Regions from separate parts of the Mus musculus genome. Here region 2 is linked to region 1. A link is a loop called in an ENCODE intact Hi-C map of the cell type or tissue named here. Cell type or tissue: left cerebral cortex. All regions are shown on one strand.

Evidence for each region. Peaks named below come from ENCODE experiments on the same cell type or tissue, not always from the same donor. Only the 100,000 strongest peaks of a DNase experiment are listed, where the experiment ranks them.
Region 2: a loop joins it to region 1, with 4 times the contacts of the local background. A loop is called at or near these places in 2 of 42 quality-filtered maps.

What each region holds. Positions count from the first base shown.
Region 1 is chr4:102,587,392-102,595,391 of GRCm38, forward strand. Pde4b (phosphodiesterase 4B, cAMP specific) reads left to right here. Exons shown (of 15, transcript NM_019840.2): 7 at 3,440-3,533. Among named protein-coding and RNA genes, the nearest start is that of Gm52667, 22 kb to the left of the region's middle. In left cerebral cortex, no CTCF peak of the experiment used is centred here; DNase peaks (open chromatin) are centred at 1,496, 2,453, 4,112, 4,551 and 4 more places; H3K4me3 peaks cover 4,961 bases; H3K27ac peaks cover 6,420 bases.
Region 2 is chr4:102,529,193-102,537,192 of GRCm38, forward strand. The region is part of intron 5 of Pde4b (phosphodiesterase 4B, cAMP specific); the gene reads left to right. Among named protein-coding and RNA genes, the nearest start is that of Gm52668, 18 kb to the left of the region's middle. In left cerebral cortex, no CTCF peak of the experiment used is centred here; DNase peaks (open chromatin) are centred at 4,198, 4,699, 5,015, 5,331 and 2 more places; H3K27ac peaks cover 2,988 bases.

The DNA.
Region 1 (8,000 bases):
GTTAGAAGGCCACATCTGCCTTTCTTAGTCTTTCAGAGCCCCCAAACAAGTGGGCCCTTCATAATTTTTTTTTAAATGAGAGCAATGATTGCCCTAGTCAGTGTGGTGGGGCCCTCCCTTGCTGAGGAAAACCAGTGGTGGTTGCTAAGCAACATTTAGAAGGTCTAGATTGGTTTCTGATCCTGGATGACCTCCATTTGTGTACTTCGCCATGTGTATTTTATGGCTACCTTTGGATGACTTTGGACAACTTTGTTTTTGGTATGCATTGGCCTGCCCTTAGTAATAGGATCACAGGAGAATTCATTTAGGCGTGGATATAAGGGAGATGGTATTCCTCTGTTTACTTGCATGAGCACACTGACCCCTTCTGTAAAGATACAGAAGGTGTGTAGTTTACTTAGCCCCATGGCTAAAAACCACCATCCTCTACCACACAGACTGATGAACCGCGAATCCCAACAGGTTTCTATGACAAAGAAAAGTTATATGAAGGACAGAGGGGAAACAAAGTATCTTGCCATATATGATTCATTTTTGGCCTGCTCTCGTCTCCTGAACAGAGCAGCCAACCAAACCACTAAATAGTCCTCCTTACCCTCTTCAGACTGTTAAATGAGGATTAGTGGGTGGATCCTAGTAGGTCTGACTCTTCTTCTAGAATGAAAGTTGATTGAAACCCTAAGAGAACTTGTGTTTGCTCTTTTGCTTGCTTTTTCCCCAACTGCTTTGCATGGCCATTTGAGGTGTCCCATTGGTGTTTGTTGAAAACATGACAGAATGGTTTGATTGAGGTGGGACAGTCCTAGTGGACTCCAAAATGTTTGCAAGTATTTCAGAGATATCAAAGAAACCAAAATGCCTGGCTATTATATCTATTATATTTGGCTAAATTTTGTGCAGGGGGTGGGGTGGAGGATTAGATACGAGATCATTAGTCTCTAAGCTTTTATGTAAGATATGTTTACTGTAGTTTAAAGTTTGTTACTTTGCGAAACACTAGCAGACCAATCAGTACTCATTAAGCTGTCTTTCCCAACTTCCCAGTCTTCAGTAAGAGCTAGTTTCATGGCTTGGAGAGGCCATAGTGACAGGGTTATATCTTAACACATAACTTGGAATTTATGCAATTCACCTGGAGTTCAAAATTGCACTGAGGTTCAACATGTAGTCTAAAAGCAGAAATGATTGACCCAGAGGTGTCGGGCTACACTTGAAAACATACACACATACACAAGCAGGAATACCCAGAAAGACAGTGGTTGTATCTCTGAGGACAGTGGGAGGTACAGTGAGCCAACAGGCAGAGACTCAGGTTCAGCCTCGCTTCACCTCAAAAGGCATCTCTCTGGGGAAGCAATGGTTTGACCTGAGTCTTAGATGCCTGAAGTGAAGCTATTGTCAGAGGCAGGATGCTCATTTGGAAAGGGAATTGCCTCACAGGAAAGAGAGCCAATTACAAGTTCGGGCTGTTGCCATGGTGCTTTGCTGATCCTTCAACATGCAATACAGGAACTCCGAGGAAGGCTAGGAAATAGGATGTAGGGGAGGTGGGGAGAAATGAAGTCAGCTAGGGCAAGGCATCCCACTGCCTGCACTGTAATGCTGACAAGAAGAGGCTGGCAGGGGAGCCAGGAAAAGAATGTCATTTTCAGCATGTCCTGGGTTGCTAAAATGAAACTAAAATAATTTAACTCTGAGACATTTCTAGCATGAATTATAAGACGTAACAGCCGTAAAATATCAAATAAGCATAACGCCAGATAAATCGTTGTTCATGCAGCAAATGCTATCTCAGATTTTCTAGCGTACTCCGGACCCTACACGGAAAGGTTATGAATTTAATCCATTTGCAGAATATGATGTAATAAGCATATTAATGAACTTACTGAGTGCAGAAAATTGCACACTGCATATGAAGTACTTTTTGAACCAAATAAATTAATTCCATCCCCATTCAGTCCACGGGGAAAAGAGACTAATGCATCGGCACCCAGTTGGTGGGCAAATAATGTACCAAAAGCTGGTAGGAAAGAAATTCTCCTACCCTGGAAGCCAAGTCAGAAAGCAGTTACAGTTCTAACCTTTTCCAATTTAAAAAAAAAAAATTAAAAGCAAAGCTCGGCGTCAATTAATCAAATGTACCATCACTTGGAAGCAATTAGAAGAGCTGAGTGCTGCTGTGTCAGGCTGCATCTGCAGAGGGCTGTCTGCAGAGGAAGAGAGGGTTAAAGAACACCTAGCTGGAACGGGGGAGGGTAGGACCTCAGGTTTACTTAAATATTCATGGGGCTTCCTCCATTTTAATCTTCTCCTTTTTAAAAGATGGCTGTTTCCCAGTCAGACAGCTCCCGAGGGGAAAGAGATTCCCTGCTCCCTGGCAGAGTTGGACTAATCTAGGGTGGAAACCCCTCCGGGCACCAGGACTGTTCCTAACTGAAGAAGTGCTTCAAACCGGCCAGCTGAATACAGGCTCTTGCTCCTCCTTCGTACAATTCCGGGTTTCATTACTCTCTTCTGCCTGGAAATAAGCAGGGAGGGAGGGAGCGAGCGCATAGGCTTCTTGCAAGGATGGGGTGTGAATGAAGACCAGCTTGCTGTGGATTAGGGAGTACCACCCGTCTGGAAGGCTTTGTCTTTTCTAAGTTTTGGTTCTTTATCCACTGGAACTGCAGAGGTTTCCTGATCCCCCTGGAGACCGCTCTCTTAGAACTGAATTCTTTCAAAGGGATCTGTGGATTGTGGCAAGAAGAGCTTCCAAAATGCCTGAGGCAAACTATTTATTATCTGTTTCTTGGGGTTATATCAAGGTGGGTTAATCTGATTGTGTTCTGTGTCTCTGATAGAATGTGATTGTTTTATGTCCCTCTGTATTTCATGGAGTGGACGGCATGAGCAGTGGTTTAATTTGTATGTACGGTTAGCCCACAGGTGCTTCTTAAAATGAAATAAGACATGTTTTCTTGCCTTGTATTTTAATGTACTGTAATGTGTTTCAATTCTGGTTCTTCTCAACTCTGTTTTAAAAAAATGCTTTCTGCTCTTCTTTTCATTTTTTCTTAAACTTTTCACTTAATCTGTTTTCACTGAATACGTTATCACATCAAACTATATTTTTAGGATTATCCCCAGTTTTCCTAATTCAAGTGACATTATTTTGGCCTTTATTAAAATTTCTTTTCCTGAGTTTGCCACTTCAAAAATCAACCAGAAAACAATTTTAAGAGATTTTAACAACTATTTTTTTTCCTACAGTGACATTGGGATGCTTTCAAATTGAGGGGACATTGTGATTTCTATTGTAGCCCTCATTAACCTAATGAAATTGGCTGATGATACAGTCTCTTGGTTCCTAGAAAGTGAAGTTGGAAGTACAGCAATCCAGCAATCGTTTGCTCTTTCCCAGACACTTAATGCATTTTCTTTTCTTTATAAACAGTTCAAAAGGATGCTGAACCGGGAGCTGACACACCTCTCAGAGATGAGCAGATCAGGGAACCAGGTGTCTGAGTACATTTCAAACACGTTCTTAGGTAAGATGCTAACAGAAAAACCCACTGAGCTTCTGCAGGGTGAATTTTTACAGTCTACCAAGGGCATCCCTGTGAATTTGGAGTGAGGTTAAATGCAGAAAAAAATCCATCCAAAAAATGAGCTAAAGTCATTTTCTATAGGAAAACAATAAGCAAGAAGATATTTCTGAAATGAAAATACCCTTTGAACCTCAGGCTATGGTGGGCTGCTTGCATTTATATGGTTTCTCATTACTGCCCCGGTCCTGCAGGGACCTCTAGAGCAGCTGAAGGTCTGCAACCTTACCCAGCAACACTAGCATCTCTTTAAAAAAAAAAATCTTCTTGTAACTGGTTTAAGACAAGAAGCTTTCCTTTTAGGTGTTTGTAAGGGTCATGCATGCAGAGTCCCAGAGAGCATATTCTGGAAAAAATTGACTGTCGCTTTGGTGGATTATTTCTTAAAGATGAATGCATGTGTGTAGGGGGTAGGGCTGGTGTCTGAGAGGCCTTGTTTTCTCTAAGCTGTACCGTTGTCTTCTCATTCTGATGGTTTTCTGCTCTCTGCAGTTATGTGGACGGGACTTCACACAGAGCACTGGCCATAGGTTTGCAGGGGTGGTCCTCAGTTCCTCCCAGGGTCTTGTTTGACCCTTGGGAATTTCTTACATTTTCTTAAGGGGAACTTTTGTATCATGAACCCATTCTGCCTGTTTTAATGAGGACTGCAGAACTGGTCTATCTGTACCTCAAAATGCATGAGAAACCCTGACATTTGGATTCTTCCTGCTCTGAACTATACTTGCTTACGCAGCTCCTTATTTGATTCCCCCAAGGAAGTGACCCATTCTTCCAGCTGAGCATCCCTGCTTTCTTTTTGGCACAGCCCCTTAGTAAATGAGTGTTTGCCTTGGTGTCTTATGGAGCGCAGTCTGTCTGCAGCTCTGTTTTTAAAAAATCTATCTTTTCCTCCAAAGCAGTTAGTTCCTCCTAACAGGATATCAACTGGCTTTCTCAGCAGCCACCCATGCGGTAATGCTCAGCACAGCCTTACTGTGCAGCCCTCATCTTCCAACGAACTGCAGATTAGCAGGCAGAGACCATCCTACCCCCTTCTTGCCATGTGTGGGTGTCCTCCAGCACCTGCTGTTCCCAGCTGCAGTTGCAACAATGTTTCCCAGAGAACAAAGGAGAGGAATTTTTACACATACTCATGGTCCAGTGGTGGCTGGAATATAAACAAAGAGAAGGCATAATCACAATCCTTTTCGTCTCTTGGCTTTCCCCATTATCTCTGAACACAGGACTCTTCCTCACACTGTCTCAGATACATACCTTGGTTCATGAAACATGCAATTATTTTTCCTAAGCTGGGAACTGTTTTCAGGACACTTGATACTGACAACAGGCGTAAAATCAGCACTAACTTCCCTCAGTGTTAGTATTAGAAGGGTGGTGTGTGTATAGATGTGTGTATATGCCCTTGAATGTGTACATGGCTAGGTGGGCAAAGAGGCAGGTTCTTAAACACAGGAAAAAAAGATGCAGACACACAAGAGGCATCAAGTGCTTCATTTGAAATGTGGGAACCTGGGGAGAGATGCAGCCCTTCAGCTCCTTCAACTGTGCCATTCTGTGAGTCTGTCACGGGCACAGTTACTCAGCAGCTTCCCTGAGACACACTTGACCCCCCTGTAATATGCATCAGCCTTACAATTTGTATAGACAATCAAAGCTTGCTTCTGAACTACAAATGCAGAGCAGGGGACTCTTAACCCTGTCTTGGGGGAGAGGGGCTGTCCCTGGAGGACCTTGAGGCCTCCTCATAAACTGTCATATCTGTAGTGGACTTTAAGGGCCTCATGACACAATTTCCTCATTATACAGAAAACAGAGCTGAAGTTGTGAAGAATGAAGGAATAACCAATCTAAAGTCACTTGACTAATATTTTTTTTCTGAGCCAGAACTATTAACTCTTTAGGCTGTTAGAAATAAATGCCAGATACCATCCTTTATCGAAATTCATGAAAGCACAAGGAATAGAATCCCCTCTAAGGGTGTGATGTGGATTACTATTTTGGATTTTTTTTCTGTAGAAATCAGGATGGTTGGAAATACAAAGGAAGGGTTAATAATTCCTTGGTATATAAAAGACTTTGTTCTGAAAATAACAATCATTGCAGAACACATGGAGAAGACAATATCTCAGCAAGAGTGGGAGAGTGTTCAATCCTGCCCGAGAGAAAGAAAGGGTGTATCTCCTAAGCCAGTCGTCTATGAAACTTGTGGGTTTTCCCATCTGAAAGGACAATGTTTAGGTAGGGACACAGAGAGCCAGGCAATAAACCATGGGCCAGCCGAGGCACTTGCTAATGCTATTATATGGTAGTGGATTTCATGCTGCTGGGAAAAGTGGACTTTGGAGTACCTAGTCTCAGGAGAAGTAAAAAGGCTGTAGGAGCAGACCACAAATATAAAACAAGCTTTTAACCTGTTATATTGAAAGCTAGTCGGTATTTTTACGGGTAAAGAAAATTTTCTTTTTAAACGTACTCAGCATCCAACCTCGAAAGCTAGAATTTTTAAGGTTTGAGGGAAAGAGCCTTAGAATTGTCATGGTCACAGGATCTAGCAAGCAAAACCCTTCAAATTGTACCACTAACAGTGTTTGATTAAGACCAGTTCTCATAGGTGCTTTTTTGTTTGTTTACATGCTTGCTTTGAAGTAGCCCGCGGTGTCTCCACCATTATTCTGACAACTAAAAATGCTAATCTACTGAGGGTTTTTTTTTTTTTTTTTTTTTTTTTTTTGGAGTCTGTGATTCAGGTTGTTTCCATAGGAATCTGGTTAATTGCTTACCAGAGGAAATTCCAAGTAGGGAAGCCTTGTGCTTGTTCCAGTGATTGCGTAGGGGAACACCCATGAATGTCACTGGTCCCACGGTGTATAATGCTCTTCTTCATTGCTGTGTTCCAGGCACAACAGTTGTTCTGCTCAGTTACTGACTGGTACAGGGAACCTTTAATTAACCCAAACCAGAAAAGCTGCTGGTCCCACCAGAGATGCTTAAATCTGCAGAGGCACTGGGGAATCCAACAACATTTTATACCAAATGTGAAGAGCAGTAGTTGGGGAAAGCACAGGCTTTCGTTCTAGCAGAATGTGGTAGTTATTAGCCATGGAGTGACAGAAAAAAAGGGAGCTTCAAAAGTAAAATAACATACACTTTCCACACCAGAGACTGGAAAAAGATTTTTAACAGGAACCCTAAGGCCTGGGCTCTGGGCTATTAAATTGCTATGTACAAAGTAATTGCAGAATAAATATGTGTTAACTAGGTCATCCTTTGAGTTTGGGCAAATTGCTGACTTCATCTGAGAAATGAGTGTGGGGTTGTTATTTGTTCCCAAATCTAGTGCCGATCATCCAGACAGCAAGGGGAATTTAGATAGATAGATAGATAGATAGATAGATAGATAGATAGCAGATAGATTTGGGTGTGGCCTATACATTTGTGGATTGTTTTAATTTCCTCAGTGCCATTTGACACCAAATACTTTCAAAACCTCTAAATTAATTGAAGTGACTAAAATTCTCTAATCAAAAGTTACAGACTTGTGAGCTAGCTCCTCAAGGCCTTTCAGGGGTGCTGGCTCCCCCAACAGCCAGGTGGTAGGCTGAGCATGAAGCTGGCCCTATCTTGCTGTACTTGCTTTGCTTTGACAGAGTGTCTCCAGGGCTTGTGAGCAGGCAGATGTGCCCCCCAGGAGGACACATGGGTATGCCATCATCTGCAGGAGTCTGAAAGCAAGTCAGCCCTATCCCAGCATGTCACCTGGACGCATGCCATTCTCAAATGGGGAGGCTGCTGCTGTACTGATTTTCACTGTGACAAGCAAAGATAAATGTGCGCACTTCTGAGAGCCACATTAACTATTTCAGCTATGGGTATCATTTAGTCCGAGGAAGGATTGGGTCAGCAATGGAACCAATCACTACCTTTGTGCCCCTACAGGTGTCCCTGTAGCAAGACATCACAAGCACTCAGAATTCCCTGCAAAGGGAAATACAGGTTTTGATAGTTAATAGGTAATAGTGATATACAGGAGAGCTTTTACAGGCATCTAGATATTCATTTATATTAATACTAGCTCTGTTTTTACCTTGTAAATTTAAAAGAAAACTAACTGAGATTATCAATAGTTAATAACCATAAACATATTAGGAACTAAAATGCCTATTATGAATAAGAGGCCTTATTATTTATTAGAAAATTAATAGGCACAAGACATGAAGAAAATCAAATTATAACCTTCCCCAAAACCTCAAATGGTAATGAACCAAAGCTTTTAAAGAATTATTTGAAGGTTATGAAGCCATTTATTTTTCTAACATTATTTTCTTATTTAAACTGAGCCTAAATAAATTCATATGCATTTTTACATAAAAAGGAATAAAAATATAATAAAATGGGCTTTTGTTAAAT
Region 2 (8,000 bases), 58 kb before region 1:
AAAATAAATGCATATTAATGTTAGAACAGGCCTAACATACCCACGGATATAAAGTGTGAACATGTGTCAAAGATGTTCTCTGCTCACACCCTTTACTTAACACGTCCTGGCCCGAATAAGTACACAATGTGATACTGAATCGGGTGCTATCAGGTCTCTGAGGAGCAAGGGCACTTTGCGAGCTAGGAATGCAGAGAGGGATTCATGAAGAACAAAGTGAACCTGGTCTAGGGATAAGATAGCAAGGACAAGCAGTTTGTGGAGGAGACATCTACACAAGCTGATGGGAGCAAGAATCAGATCATGAGACACTGTCATCCCTAGAACTGGGGCCTTGTTTCTTGGAGAGGAATTTGTCATGGTCCAGAATGAAGGAGGAACAATGTCCAGAGCCTTGAGGATGATGCAGGGGAGAAAACAGGCAGTGTGTTGGAATGGAATAAACTCTCTGGTAGAGAAGTTGATGGCAGAAGGGACCAGGCACATCCATGGGCTCTTTAGGCCACCATAAGTACGTTGGAGTATATTAAAGCCAACTAGGACCTAACAGGGAGAAAATTGAAACAACAGAAGAAAAGGTTACAAATTCTGTTAAAGTTCTCTCATACTTTAATGGGTATATTAAATTGTATTGGGGGGGTGTTGAAAAAGTAAGAGAAACATTGAAACAATGGGTCTTCCAGGCAGAGTTGAGAGTTCATTTGAGATCTTAAATAAGGAAGATGAGGTGAATTCAAGCCCAAATACAAGTGATTTGCTATGCACTCAGCAAATCACCCTTCATTGAACTGATGCAATTGATGCCGTTGGAAGGTGTGGGTTGATTTCAATTCCAGGAGTAATGATGGGGTCCACTACCATTCTTGCCCTTAGTATATGCTCACAGATCTGCTTAGCCACAGAGAACCTTCTACATTGCATACCCCCATGACCCCCACTACCCCCCAACACCCCACTCCTACCTACCACTCAGCAGGGGAAAACTGTAACATCCATGAAAGAAATATGCAGAGTCAGCTACAGAACCATCCAGAGGGTATTAGCAATGGACTGGCTGCTTTTGAGTTTCATACTTACATGAGGTCTAAGCTAGACACTATCTGGTCAACCTTGCAGGCCTTCTCTCAGGGGCAAGGTCCTTTCTCGATCTAGCATTTACTACCTTCGTTCTGCAATGCCAAGATATCATGGGTATGGAAGGATGCAAAATCTCTCCTTAGTACGGAATGCTTTCTTCTGACAGTGGTGATGTCTATAACATTTCATGAACATGTGCTTTTGTGAGTGACTAAGCTGAGTTTTTCCTGAACAGCATCTTCATGTACTTTCAAACAACCAGTGAGCTTAGTTTCCTTGGCATCTCTTCTTCATAGATAAAAAGGCTGAACTTTAGAGAGGTTGAGTACTTTTTTTCTACAGATAGAAAGCTGTCCAAGTGTAAAAGGAGAGAGTAGAAGCCAGTCTCTGGGATTCAAGCTCTTTCAGCAAGAAGCATTTTTGTCAGCTTGAGCTGTTCCACATTTCTTCTAGTTATCATATTGTCACTATCCTATGAAACTTACTTAGAGAGACTATGATGTTCATTTCCAGCTATATTAAAACTGGGTTCTATTTTCCCATGTTCTTAAAATAAGGGATTAATTCATTGGAGGTGGTTGGAGAATTAATGGATTTTATTCATATTTCCTTCTTTTGAGAGCCTGGTGAAGTGAAAATCTTGTGGTTTGTTGGTTTTATGCAAGCATGGTGACCTGTGTTGGGAAAATTTCCCCCTCAAGTCAAATGTGCTGACACACGTGACAGCCCACGCCGAGCAACATGTGCTCTGGGGACAAGCCACGGCCTGATCTTTTCCCACCATGTAATTTCAAATTGAAATCTGACCTTTACAACACATTCCTGATATTGAGGTCAATTGGAATATTCAGATGTGCTATCTAGGCATCTTATTCATCTAGGTTACCTGTGGCTATCCTGATGATAAGTCTTTGGCAACAAGACACACTTACGTGGTTGTGGCCTGTGAGTTAGGGTGTCTGTAAATGAAGGCTCATATGGAAGATCTCCATTTCCACACATACTCAGAGGCAAATGGTCCACACTGGGATTAAGAATAAGATTTGAGTTTCTTCTATGCAAGGATTGGAGAATCTGCGTTTTAAAATAACACCATTGGATTCTTGTGTAAACTAGTATTTAAAAACCACTGCATAAATGTCTTTCAATCATGGAATTCCTTCCCTGTCCTGTCCATGTGAAGATAGTGACAACTGTTACTGAGTGGGCGAAGATCAAAAGGTAAAGTATTCCAGGACTGACTCTGATCACTAGGACCAGACTAATTTAAAACCTTGTCTCATGTACCATGCACCCTTTTCTCAGTTTTGAGGGTCCTGGTTGCTCAGAAATTCATCTCACCTTGTTCTTCCTCTCTTCTGTAGACATGATAATACCTTAAACCATCTAAAGTACTCTGACTCTGCCACTGGAAAAGGAACATAAACATTTCTCCTGCCTTTCTGTCCCATAATAACTTTGATGAAGCTGGAGTATGTTCCAAAGGACTGTAGGTACTGATGTTTGCAGAAGGCCATCCCCACCCCACCCCCTACTGAGGATAATCGGAAAACAAACCCAGATAGAGAATTCTGGTCACCCAGCTGCCCAGACCTGCCACAACAACCTATCTGAGGGATGCCGATGACGTGGTAATTTGGTCTGTGGCATTTGGCTTAGTGGTTTCTGTTGTGACATAAAATGATTCAGGTCTTCACATCTACACACCAGAGCTTCACAAAATTACCTTCTGGAGTCCTTGAGGTCAGATGAGGAAGCAGGGAAAAGCACACTCGAAACAAATCCCCTGTGTTTTCACTCTGCCTGCTGAGACAGACATGCAGCAGCAGCCTGCTCTGTAACTCTTGGAAGGTCATCTAAAAGGACAGAAAGACAAGCAGAGGTCTGAAGTCTCCCTGAGGACCCCCTTCCTGCTGCAAACACTAGCCATACAACTAGCTCACTGGGATCTTTCTTACCTTAACTTCTTTTCTCATTCTTTTCCTTCATGGTCATTTTAAAGATCTTTGGATTTTATATTTGCTGAGCACTATTATGCATTTTATATACGATATCAGGTTGATGGAGAATATCTTGGGCCCAAACCATTCACCATCTCTGGCCTTCAGGCCTGGGCCATTGGGGATTTAAATCACCACAGTAATTCTCAAATTCTATAAGAAATTTAATAAAAACCATGGTGCTTCTTTTTTTTTAATTGAAACATGAAAGAAAACAAACAAATTAGAATTTGACAAAATCCTCTTGGTACAAAAAATCTCAACCAAGAAGCCATCTAATTCTCCTGTGTGGCCAGGTGTGCTATTTCTAGTCAACTACTTAAAAATTCTGAACTATCCTTTCAAATTTTCTATCAACTTCAAAAATTGTGTGGTTCAGTGCCAGCTCCACCCAAGCGAGTCAATGCTTACGCCTTACAGAAGAGAGGTAAACTGATTTAAAAAAAAAAAAAGAAGAAGAAGGGTAGATCAGTAGGATTTGGGAAACAGGCATTTCTAGAGTCAACTTCTGATGTTTATTCCTAGACGAATGTGCGGGCAGATCTACTAGATACCACCTTCTTGGTAACTCTCCTGACAGTGGCCACCAAACCTAATTTGTTTAGGCCCAAGGTGAATTTTGTATTTGTTTTTATCAGTTTCCTCCATCCTCATAGACCATATTAGCCAGAGTTCAAGGCCAGCCTGGTCTACAAAGTGAGTTCCAGGACAGCCTGGGCTATATAGAGAAACCCCGTCTCAAGCCTCCCCCCCCCCCCCCAAAAAAAGTATTCATTAAAACACTTCTGTCAATTTTCTCTTCAACATTCATACTTTGAAAATACATATGTAAAAATAAATCTTAAGTTCTTTCTTTTCAAAGCCATATTTTATGTATAGGTTCTTTGTGTTTGGATTATATTTTTATAAACTGAGGATAATCAGACAGATGAAGAGGAAAGAAAAAAAACAAAACAAAACAAAATGAAACACACAGTAAAGGAAAAATCAAAGAGCAGAGAACCTGGCAAGAGACTGGGGAGAAAATAAGGAATAAGTCCAAAAGGAATTTCTAGGGGAAGCCCCGTGAAAGAACAGAGGACAAAGGTGCAGTGCAGGGCGCGCTCAGTGACTCAGGCCTTGGCTCTGCTCCTGGGTGACTCACTTGCTGGAAAACATCACTGAGTCCGAGAACTCTTTACAGGTCTCAAACTTTCTTGGAATCATTTGCAACTTCATTTTGTGTGCATATTTTCTTCTCAGTTCTTTAAAGTGGAAATACCTGTGACTTATCCAAAATATTTGTCCCCTGAAGCTAGATTTTATCTCTATCTTTTAGACACTTACTAGTTAAAATTAAATGGTGGGCTTTAGAATATAGAAAAATGTTTGAGAAAATAGGATTGGTTCCTTCCCAGAAGCCTGCCTGTCTTCTGAAGAATTAGATGGACGGTGGCTCCCCACCCCCCAGCCCCCCGTAGGTGCTGCCCAAGTTCATACTGAGTGTGGAGTAGATGAGTGATTTTCTTTTGTCTCTTTCTTTAATCATGATCTACAATAAGAAATACTCTTCACATTGTGACTCAGTCCCCATATGTCCATGTGTTCTGTGAAACAATGCTTGGCTTTGGTATACATGTCCATCTGGTATTTCTATTTTGTTCTCTTCCATTATCCCCTGGGTTGTTTTAAATAGCTTGAGATCTGACAGCTCACTACTGGACCTTAGTATACTTCCCGGTATCTGTCCTGTCCTCCCAAGTCTCTTCCAAAAAGACATACTGATAAAGCACGGTATAGCCAATTTTGAGAAACATTTCTCTTACACTCTCTCCTTTCTGATAAAATGCTTGCAATTCCTCAAACACCAAGGGGTCTTTCACTTTCCTGCATGTCATTTTCTCTGCCCAGAGCACGTCAGTTTGTTTCCACCCCACTTCCTCTTTCTTTCCTAATTCTAGCTGCTTAAGATTCTGCTCAGAAGCCAACATCCCTTCCTCTGGGGCCCTGTGAGTGGAGCACTCTCTTTGGCCTCATGGACTTACCTCTGCTTTATTATGCTATGATACAAATGAGAAAAAAAGATTCTCATGTTTTTCTTGCCTGCTAGATTTCTTGAAGGCAAATCTATGTTGTGTTTTGTGTCAGTATGAACTGTCTAATGCTTAATACGTGTCTGATTAGCAGACTTGGGATAAAAAAGACTGTTCAGTTACTGAGCATTTGGTATGCAATAGGCGCAGTCCTTGGTCCACTGCAGTCCATTTCGCACAAACAACAGAGCATGCTTCCATTCAGAATGACTGCAGTGAAGTTGGCATGCTGGCCTTCATTAGAATCCGTTGTTGCTATGGCTAGCAGGAGGTAGTGCAGCCAAGTAGTTAAGTACTCAGACTTTGAAATATACATAATTGGATTAGAATACTGTTTTATCAGTTGCTAATTCTGTGACCTTAGGCAAGACACTGTATAAAACCCCAGGTTCCCCATTGGGATAACCACCTTCCCTTGCTCTTTTCAGGACTATATGAATATTGTTAAATGACCATGTGTATTCCAGAAAGACAAGATTCCTTGTGGTTTTGATTTATTTCCATAAAAGAAGAGCAGCTGGCACATACAGAAGCGAGACTTCCCAATGCATGGTAACTCTTGAAACTAGCACACCAGACGCAGGTAGAAGCACTTGCCTCCCTCAAGGGAGCTATTTGATCAGTTGGACTTTCAGGATTAAATTCTGTCATTTCAGATGGACTCTACTTTTCATATATCCATTGGCACATCTTTGTGTGCTATGTATTAAACAGATAAAATGTTTGAGTTAACATCTTAGAGAAAAATTACTGGATTTAATGGTGTTTCTAAATCTTATGTAAGATCCATTGTTACCTAGCATCTTTGATACTTTCCCCGATTTTGTTAGTGGATGTTTGTATTCCAGGGTTTCACTCTGGGACCTTCCCATTTCCAGCAGTTGTTTGGTTTCAGATAACCCAGGGCTCACTAAAAAAGGTATTGTTGGGAGCTTTTTCAGTTTTGCCAGCTTACACACATCTCTCCATATTATTTTCCTACCTGAGCTGAAAAGGAATCTGCATTCAATTTGTACTTTATGAACTTCACTGGTAAATTTGGGGCCATATTCTGTAGGCATCAAGGCTGAGGTGAAATCTGAGATACCATCCCTAGGTTCTGCTCAGAATGGGTCATCTGCAGACTGACAGACTGCCTCCACAGTCTATGAAGTAGAAGGCACTGGGATCCTGGGAGATACTGAGATACTGCTGAGGAAATTTTTAAAAAGCAGTAAGGATATTTGTTTGCCAAGTGAAAAATAAAACTCAGCCCAATGTATCTTGGCAACACTTGCTACACGACATAAACTCAGACAGAGAGGACAATGACTTTCTCTCTATTGTTCTTCCTTCTTTGGCCTCCTATCACCTCAGGAGATGTTCAAGGGGGCTAGTTCATTCTCAAGATTGACAAGCTAACCCTATAAGAAATAGAGTGGGCAGCAAGAGTTGGTGGGTCCCTTGAGTTAATTATTCATTTTTCTGTAGAATTTCATTCTCATTTCCCCCACGTTTTCCTGAAAGAGACACTGCCCACCAAAGTGAGAATGCTGACTCCATGCTGGGGATGTGCTTAGCAGGCAGCATGCATTCCTGCAGGTAGCAGACCCGAATCCCTTCTTGCTTGCCCACCAGGGAACTGAAAGGGAAAGAGAAGTTGGGAAGGAAAAGAGAGTGTGACACCATCTCTCTTCTCAGAAAAGGTCTAATGAGACCTTCGACCAGCTTCTCGTGTTACCTGCTAGGGAGAGAGATTTAGGGTGGCTGCCTTGGTGATCACATAACTAAAGATAGAGTCTGGGCTGGATTCCCCAGACTGCTGGTTCAAAATGCTTCTCTGACCTAGCCACTCTCTTATTTATGCATCCAGTTAGCATTGATTGGTAATAACAGTGCAAGTACTTGTGATTTCAAAGATGAATTAGGTGAATTATTCATATCCAAGGTCTGTATGCTGCCCATCGGCTGCTTAGGATCTCCCAGAGGTTCTGAGTTGCCTTAAGTTTTTGAGTCCACATCAACAAAGGCTTTCTACCCTGGCTGGGTTAGAGAGCCACTAATGGCTAAGCAGAGTCTATTTCCAGAAGCCACATGTACATCTCACAGATGATCTACCTTCTATTTCTTTTAACACTTCTGCTGGAGGTCTTGTTAATGAATACTAATCATCAATGATTATTGATCTGAATACCAGGCTATTAACTGTCAAGGGGCTTCATTTTCTCCATGTTTAAAAAAAGAGAAAGAGAAGAGCAATGAAATCATGTGTGTGTGCACATGTATATACATGAGGTTTGGCTGTCTGAGATACCCAAGGAAAAGCACATATATGCACATCCGTAGACTACAGTAAAAGCTACAGATATATCCAGACTTCACACAGCTATGACGTTCACAAGACTACCCATACGAGATAGGCATATGTTTAGTAATTTAAGACACACTTTTTTGAGTGTGTTAAGAACCCCACTCTTTTGATGTATCCCATTCCTGTAGGAGGTTAAGGCCATGGTCAACTGAGTCACAGGTTATAATCTTCCAGCCACTTATACACTTTTGCTTTTGTCGTTCCTGTTCTATTTGATCCCAAGGTTTACAAAGATGAGTGATATTGTTTCTCTGCTCTAGAGGAAGAGGCTGAGGCCCAGAGAGGGTTAGACTCTTGTTAAGACCCTCAGTACAGTGAGCAATGGGTCAACTTAGAGTGTATTCCTAGTCCTTTAGCCAGGAGGAGAACAGTGTTGTTTGTTTGTTTGTAACTTTTTCTTGATTCTTTGTGAATTTCCCATCATGTACCTCAATCTCACTAATCTTTCTGTCCCTTTGTATTTGCCCTCTGCCCTTGCAACCTTCCCTTTAAAGAAAAAAA